Linked DNA regions of Homo sapiens: region 2 is linked to region 1. The links are chromatin loops, found by intact Hi-C in ENCODE. Cell type or tissue: mammary epithelial cell. All regions are shown on one strand. Links, peaks and the distances in the headings refer to the core of each region. The heading gives the core; the rest is flanking DNA.

Region 1 (4,564 bases), core at 231-4,230:
TTTTCTCTAAAAGGCCAAAAAGTACATATTTTCTGCTTTGTGTGCTATTTGGTCACTGAGGTAGCTACTCACCTCTGCCACTGCAGCAAGAATGCAGCCATGGAGAATATGTCAACAAATGAGCATGGCTGTGTTCCAATAAAACTTTACTTGCAAAAGCAGATGGCAGGTCAGATTTGGCCTATGAGCCACACTTTGCTGTTCCCTTCACTAGAATGTTAAAAGCTCCGAGAAGTCCTGCATTAAAGAAATCTTTTTTTTTAATTGTCTTGTTTATTTATTTTACAGAGAGTGTCACTATGTTGCCTAGGCTGGACTCTAACTCCTGGGCTCAAGCAATCCTCCTGCCTCAGCCTCTCAGGTAGCCTGGACTACAGGCATGTGCCACCATACTCATCAAGAAATCTTTAACTTCATCTAATCCATTTTTTTCCTCAATAATTTGGCCATAAAACCCTTCTTTATCCCCACATATTTATCGATATCATGTACTAAGCTAGTGTTCCACAGAACAATTTGGGAAACGGTATCCTGGGGAATGGACTGGGAAAGAAGAAAAGCTATAGGCAAAAGGTGTAATGCCTTGGTAAGCTGAATATCTAATGCTAGAGCTAAATCTTTGGTCAATTGAGAAAAAAATCATCCTCCACTTCTGAATGGGCAGAAAATAAGCAGCAGTAGGAAGAAAGTGATAATCAGCGACCAAAGCAAATTTCAGTGATAGAATCACAAATCTATAGCAGGCCTAAGGAGGCACATGGCACCAGCTGGGACACACAGGACAGGCACACAATCAACCAGGTTACAGGCTCACAGCCAACATGATTCTGACTGTCGCTCAAGCTCCTGGTGGTTCTCAAGGCTGCCCAGACTACAATGGAAAGCATATTAATCAGACAGGCTATTGCTTCAACCAACAATTTCAAACACAACAGACCTTATAAAGTTCCAAGAGGGGTTCCTGGTCAGTGGGAAGCTCTCATCCACACAGCAATTCAGGGACCCAGGCACTTTCTTTTTGTGGCCCTGCCATTCCCTAGGGTCTCAGAGTCCTCTGCTGCAACCTCTAACATCTGACCAGCCGTCAAGGAAGAGAGAGAGGGCCTGGAGGATGGGGCTGACAGCCTTTAGGGCCCAGACAGCTCTGTGAATACCTTCAGGGTCTGCACAAATTGCATTACAGCAGGGGGCCCAAGGCAAGAGCTTTTGCTTCCCTGAGAACTTCAAGCATAAATATATAGGCTCTATAGGTTTGCACACTGAGTCTAACTTGATCTTCATTTTAATTTCCATTTGCCATGAGTTCCTTTTATTCAGTTTATTCTCTTTTAGTGTCTCAATTAAGCTATTCTGTATCTTTTTTTTTTTTTGGCATGGGGAGAAATAATTAAATAAAATGTAACGTTAAGTTAAATTTCAAGGGGGAAAAAGAAAAGAAATGCCCATTGCTGTGGAGATCATTGGGAAGAAAGCAGAGTAGAGCTTCCTGAAAGCTTCGTGACCCTTTTTCTTTTTGGGACAGGGGTCAAGCGTGAGTGGCTGTCTCCAGGTTAGACTCCCAGTGTACCCACTCCACAGGACGTGCAGCATCAACGCTGCATCAGTCCAGAGGCTGACCCAGAGAGAGGAATCCAGAGCTCCGCCCCTTCTTTCAATCATCTCGCTGCAGGCACTGACCTCCTTCACAAATAGCTGTGCCCTCTTTGCATGAGTCTGGGGGGATTCTGAACCACAGCCAAGGGGAGATGGAGGCCATCTTAAGGTGGGCCAGATCCCACCCCCACGGGCAAGAGCGCCACCTTGTGGTCCCTGATGTCCAGCCGCTCACGTTTGACCCAAGCTGGAGCCGACAAGCACAGGCTGAACAAGCCCAGCCGGCAAACACTAAATTCTAACTAGGAAAAAATGGTGGGGAGGGAGGAGGAGAAATGAATTTAAGTTAGAAAAAATTCTTGAATACCAGCTGATATCTTTCCGAGGAGTCTTACAGACACATTGGAGGGCACAAACTTATGTGTTTCTTTCGATATTTCTAACCTACTGCTAATATTTTTTTCATCAGGGAAACATTTCGTCTTGTAAAAGCTGGATGTCATGAACTGTGGTTTTAGAAAACAAACTAGAGACAATTGGAAGGCCACACATACTTAAAACTGCACGCCCTCTCACCGCAAACGAAGTCATATATTACTGCACCCCCCTCCTCCCCCACATAGGGTCCTTTCAGAATGTCAATCATAACATTGAATTTGCCTCCCGTAAGTTCTCCATTATTGCCGCATTTCACATAAAATGATGACTAGGAAATGATAAGAATAATTCATACATATACATATTTATATGTATGCACATACATATATGCATACATATTACATATGTATGTGATATAAGTACATACTACAAATACGTTCCCAAATTACAAATATATTCTCATTTAATCTTCACAGCAACCCTGTGAGTCAGGCATGGCAGAAATTCCTCCCGTTTTGCAGATGAGGAGGCCAAAGTCAGCGGGGTGAATAGGTCGTGTTGAGCCAGGGAGCCTCAGAGCAGGACCTGGACACAGATCAGCCGAATCTCCTCCCCTGCCTGCTGCCTCCGATAACAAGAGTGGAGAGTAACAGCCTGCTAGGTGTCAGCAGCATTCACTTCGTATATTATGCTTATCCCCACTTAGGTCCACAGCCACACTTCCAGTGTAAGTTATTCTTATCTCCTAGTCACTGCTTTCAGGGAATGGGAAGAAAGAAACCAGAACACAGAGATGGCTGAGCTGTAAGCTTCCCAGCAGCCAAGGGCAGGAGGCCGGTCCATGGGTTCAAAGCTGTGTGAGACACACCAGAGCAGACATGGATCAAGTTGCCTTCCCTGTAGTTCTCTATCTGTCCCTAATATCCCCTCCTGACATCAGATCTAACCACCCACAACTGTGATGTCAGGGACCTGACACTTTAAGTACAAATCAAACACATACACATTTCAAAAACTGTAAGAGAACTGAGGCAATGATCTGCTTACTTAGATAAAACATTTTTGACTTCCAGAATATATGGATCACTTCAGAGGATGCAGTGTTTTACCCCGAATCCATTAAAATGCCAGACCCTCATTCCTTTCCTTCTGCACATTTGACACGAGGAGAGTCCTGGTGGGCGAACGAGGAAAGTGCTGGGTGAATGCACCGCGCACTGTACACAGGCATTTCCAGCCATAGCAGGTGCCTGGTGACCTATTCTCACATCAGTTTATGCCAGGGAAACCTGATTCTCATGCCTCTGTCACATTCCACCAAGTGACTTAGTGTCTCCTGGTAGAAAGCTCCACTCCTAAATCTCACAAAGTGAAAAAGATCAGTGTTCTCTACAGAATTCTAGAGGTGTCTGTGAACTCAAAGGCATCTGATAGATAAACCCAAGATCTATGACTTTCTCTAAAATTATGGCTGCTCCTACCTTTCTTCTAGAAGCATTACTCTTTTCTTAGGAAATGGTAGTAGACTGCCATAACAAAATACCACTAGCTGGGTGGCTTACACAACTAAAATTTATTTTCTCACAGTTCTAGAGGCTGGAAGTCCAAGATCAAGCTGCCAGCAGGGTTGGTATCAGTAGAGAGCTCTCTCCCTGGCTTGCAGATAACCATCTTCTCACTGTGACTTTATATGGCCTTTCCACTGTGCTCCTGGAAGAAAGAGAAAAATCTCTCTCTGCCTCTGCTTATAAAGCCACTAATCCCATCAAGAGGTCCCCACCCTCGTGAGCTCATCTAACCCTAATTACCTCCCAAAGGGTTCACCTCCAGATACCATCACATTGGGGGTTGGGACTTCAACATATGAATTGGTGGGGTTGGGGGAGACATAAATATTTAGTCTGTAACAGAAATTATCATGTTTACAATGTCGAGAAAAGACAAGTATTTTTTAAAATGTTCCATGACTCTTGCTCCACATGCATGATCAAAGCAAATTTATGTAAAGTGTATTCCTTGAAGGAAAGGAAAAAAGGAATGTACAAAAAAAAAAACCACAGAGAAATTAGGACTGGAAATTAGGATTTCTCTCTGGGGCCTCCCAGAGAATTTTACAGACTACCATGCCTTATATATTCCCATGCTAGATCTCCTCCAAGTATTTCTCAAGTGCAATAGCCAACATTGAGAGCCAACATCATCCTCCTTGTGGAACTGGGTACCCTTTGAATGGTCAATTACTGAGAAACAAGATCATCACCCAGACCAAAAAGACAATGAAATAAGGCTGGAAATACAGAATGTTGGTTTATACGTTGAGTCAGTGACTGCATGGAAGCCACAAGACAGGCTGTGATCTCCCTCCCATGTTCTTGATGTCCTTGTCACACCCTGTTATGGGCTGAACTGTGTTCTCCCAAGATTTATACATTGAAGTCCTAACCTGAATCTCTCAGAATGTGACTGTATTTGGAGAAAGGGCCCTTAAAGATGTGATCAAGTTAAAATGAGGCTGTTAGAGTGGGCCCTAATCCAATATGACTGATGTCCTTACCAGAGATGCTAGAACAGAGATGAAAGGCCATGTGAGGAC
Region 2 (4,564 bases), core at 160-4,159, 220 kb before region 1:
TAGTCATTTATCCTCAAGATCATTAGTTTATTCATGTAAATTAACACTGTTCATGGGCTCCAGTTTCTGATCAATCTTTTGGAAATCTATCAAAATATTTGAAAAAATTATTTGAGTGGTAAATTGAATATTATAGGTCAACTTCTGATATCCGAGTGAAAGACACAGAAGCTTTAAAATAAAGGAAAACATATCTACCATGAAAAGTTTATTCTTAGCACAACCATGAGGATCAAGTTTCAAGAATGCTCTCCATTGGGACTATATGTCCATAAGAACTACAGTTCATCAAAATCATCTAGCTCTCTGTGGCCCTCAGGTGGTATCTGGTCATTCTGGCCATAGACTAGCTACAGAACTAGCTTTCAAAAAGCAGTTCATCTCAACCAGCTTCAAGATTAAATCAGAAGATCAGATCAGATCCAATTTACCTGTAAAATCTCCATTCCAGCATTTAACAATGCACTATAGTTGCTCAGTCTGTCTGTCAACTTGTCAACATAAGTTTATTTAGCTAAGAAAACAGGTGAGTTTTAATCTCTTCTATAAGGGCCATGACAATAGTAATCTCCGTGTTGTGTTCCCATGCACGCAAACTCTAGAGTTTTAATTTGCTTTCCTTCAGTAGAATGTAAACTTCACTGAGGGCAAGAATCTCTGCCTTGTTTGCTTGTTTGTTTGTTTGTTTTTCCCCACTGTTCTTTTCTCAGAACCTAGATCAGAGCCTGACATGCCGTAAGCACTCAATACGTATCTGGTGAATGAATGAATGAATGGATACTCAGGCGTGGGGTTTCTGCTTTGTATGGTTGGCTGGGGGATTCCACTCCCACTATTGGGACACCCTGCTTGGTTACAATGCAAGGTGTGCCTCTCTTTGGCTACCTTATTTTTTACTTTGGAGATTTGTTTCTAAAAGGTGGGCATGGGTGCTTCCTTTCCTCTAGTCATAAACAATAGAAGTAGACCAATGTTATGAACCTTGCTTTCAAGGAAAGAGAAAATGTTGTCAGCTGCTCTTGAACTTCCCAGGGATACTTACATTAGATAGTATAGCCATGCAGCCAATATATCTTTCTTCATATGATTTAGAAAAATATTCCCAGCAGGTATTCTCTGTGGCTGGAGAGTTCACAGATTTTTTTTTTTTTAATTTCCTCTGCTCAATACCCAGGACAGAAGAAAGCAAGGGTAAAATGCCACAAGATTGATTTTACTGGGTCTGTCTTGATTTGACCAGGACAGATGAAATCTTGCACTCTCCACCTCCCGCTACAAGGAAAAGTACGACATGAATGGGCTTCCCAAGCCAATGCTGGCCTCTACTGGTGTGGAGGCAGAGAAAATCAGAAGGCCACTGGAAAATGGCCCTTCATTCCAACCAAGATGGCAGCCTGGGGCAGAAACATACACTCACCTGAGAGTGCTTTGGTTTCTTAACATTTCAGGAACTAACATAAACTAACATCCACCTTCTATTATCTCCTATTAGAGATATGTACACACTCAGGTAGAGAGCCAGAATCGATCTGCTGCAGTTTTTCTACAAAATTACCAAAAGCGATGGGAACAGAGCAATGACCAGTTGACTTTAGATCTCACTGCCTTAGTATAGAGCCCGGCATATTGACAGATGCTGGCCAATGTTTGTTGAATGCTAGAGTGACCGAGAAGTCCTGGTTTGCCTGGAACTTTCTCAATTTTAGTAGCAAAATTTTTATGTCTCAGGAAAATCTTCTGTCCAGGTCAAACTGGGATAGTTGGTCACTCTATTCAGAATGCCACGGTGATGCATGGATTTACAGAATTCTGAGTTAAGTTCAGGTTACCGCTTGCAAATCAGTGCAGTGTACCAAAATGCCTGGCATAAATTTGTTTGTAAAAAAAACAAAGAAACAAAAATTGTTCTATTAAAACATCAACATATTTTTTGAACTGTGTGAAAAATGTTTTGTTTCTTTTTTCAAATACCTGTCAGAATAATCAGTTAGCATAAAAGACTAAAAGATGGTGAATAGAAAAGAACAACATCAAATAAGAAGCATGACAAATGATTCTGGTTACAGAAGCAAACATATTGTTTTCATTTCCCCAAACTGTTACCTGTCAAGTAACTTATTGCAGACACAATAGGGTCAGGGCTGTAGGCTGGATATTTTGATATGAAAAGATAATTTTTTAAAAAAATGCTAGGAAAGAAAGACCATTAAATATTTCCTTACTCTTCCTTTCAAAAACAAAAATAAATGTGTCAAAAGAAATATCCCATCATTGTTTTAAATACATTTTGCATGTTTAGAATTTCCTCCAATAAAATGCCACAGAGAATGCACATTTTACAGCCCTAAACATATTTAATATACTGTTTTTACAACAGCTGTTGCTTTCACAGAACTTTAACCCTGCTGTGTAAATGCATCACCAGGAAAATACCCAGGTTGTCATGGAGACAACCTCAGCACAGAGCCCTTTGCTCCGTTGAACTGGTGTCAGCTTTCAGCCTCCCTGCATTCCAGTCTGGCATCAACCCCAGGCTACAGCTCAGACTTCATTAGAGGTCCTGATGAAGGACAGCGAAGGAATCCAGGGCAATTACTAGAACTGTAAGACCTCTTTCCATCAACACACCTGATGGGAGAACTAAAAATTAATTCCAGAGGGAGTGATGGTATTAATCAAGATTTTCTGGCATCTTCCTCCAAGAACGCTAGATAGACCCAGTTGTCTTTTCCTAGCCAATTTTAGGCCCATCCATTGTCTTAGCAGGAAGAGATAATATTACAGTTGACATTTGGAAGATTATTTAAAGTATCACGTGGCAAATGTTACAAGTGTAAGGCCAAATTTTCAGTGTTGCTAAGTTCGTGAAATTTCTATCACTACTTGAAGAAAAGAACCATAGTTGCATTGAATCCTTCCTGCTGGTAATTCATGATAACATTTTCTAAAAAACACTGAATATTTGACTTTAAACAAAACTGAGTTCAAAGGGGTGGCACAAAAAATGGTGGATAAAGTAAAATGATGATCACACAGTTCTTGTAAAGTATCGCAGAAAAGACAAAATGAATTTTTTTAGCCTAGCTGACTGCTTTAGAAAGCAAATTAAAACAAAGTTTTCTAAAGCAACTTGGTTTTATGGTCTCATAGGTACAAGTGAGTTATGATTCTGTTTTTGTTGTTGTTTTTTTTTTTTTTTTAGAAGGACTGTCGCTCTGTCGCCCAGGCTGGAGTGCAGTGGCAGGATCTCGGCTCACTGCAAGCTCGGCCTCCCGGGTTCGTGCCATTCTCCTGCCTCAGCCTCCCGTGTAGCTGGGACTACAGGCGCCCACCACCACGCCCAGCTAATTTTTTGTATTTTTAGTAGAGACAGGGTTTCACTGTGTTAGCCAGGGTGGTCTCGATCTCCTGACCTTGTGATCCGCCTTCCTCGGCCTCCCAAAGTGCTGGGATTACAGGCATGAGCCATCGCACCCGGCTGAGTTATGTTTCTTTTACCCCTGAAAAGTTCTTAAATTTGGTCACAGGAAGATTCAAAAATTGATTTATTTTATAAAACCTTTATATATATATGATTTATCCAAACAAAGCACCTCCTTGGTCATAAAGGGAACTTACCAGAATTGTTATCAGTGAACTAACCAGAAATCAAAGACACAAAATGAACTCAGTACTCTAATCATCCAATGGCCTTATGTGGTGGCAAGGCTAACAGTAAATGGACAGAGAGTAGGCATTTGCAAAGCTAAGTTTATGTTGAGTTGACCTTAGACATCTGAACAAATCAGGCTTGTATTTAGACCAAAGACGTGTGCATAAATAAACCTGAAATGTATGGCAATTGTCATGTTTAATAAACTGATTAAAAGGGAAGGAAAAGATAAAATTTATTGTAATTTGCTCTCTTACTGTTCGCTTCCTATTATTTATTCATTCAACAATGATTTACCGAGCACATATTTTGTGCCATTGCCTGTACTTGATGTATAATGATACATCTATTAATAAGTATGATATTGCTCACATGAAACTTAGGTTTTTCTGAGCTGTTGTTCACTGGGCATGTATATTTTTTCTCATATTGTGATATTTTCACCTCTGTATTTCCATATTTACCAATTCCTTGACAGCAGAGGTTTGCAACTAAAATAAGTTGTGTTTTAAATAAGTGTTCTCTTTTAAATGAAATTGCCACCAGAAAGAATTTTACAGGGCATGCAAGAAATATAACTTTTCCCATTTTTAGTCCATTTTCTGACCAGTAGATTTATGTCCCATCCTGATCACTCCCTTTTTCCATCAGATTTGGCCCAGAAGGTCAGCATTAGATAGACTTATTAACAAAAATCAATGTCAAAGAACAAAGGGATGCCCCAATTAAGGCTGTTTTAAATAGTGAGACATAGGTGCTATTCCAAACAAGACATTTTAAAAATCAATGGCAGTGTAATAATTTTGAAATATTAAGCAATGTGTTTCTTGTCCTCTTTGAATACCTCACTTGTGGCTCTGTGGTCATTACTTTTGGAGAGACATGTGACAGAGCTAAAGCATATAAAAATTA

What was found. A loop is a pair of places that touch in the nucleus more often than their neighbours do. Peaks named below come from ENCODE experiments on the same cell type or tissue, not always from the same donor. Only the 100,000 strongest peaks of a DNase experiment are listed, where the experiment ranks them.
Region 2: a loop joins it to region 1, with 2.8 times the contacts of the local background. A loop is called at or near these places in 2 of 110 quality-filtered maps.

What each region holds. Positions count from the first base shown.
Region 1 is chr9:86,634,881-86,639,444 of GRCh38, reverse strand. No RefSeq gene overlaps it. Among named protein-coding and RNA genes, the nearest start is that of LINC02834, 71 kb to the left of the region's middle. In mammary epithelial cell, for the core only: a CTCF peak has its summit at 1,799 (motif pointing left); no DNase peak of the experiment used is centred there.
Region 2 is chr9:86,853,232-86,857,795 of GRCh38, reverse strand. No RefSeq gene overlaps it. Among named protein-coding and RNA genes, the nearest start is that of GAS1, 92 kb to the left of the region's middle. In mammary epithelial cell, for the core only: no CTCF peak of the experiment used is centred there; a DNase peak (open chromatin) is centred at 2,465.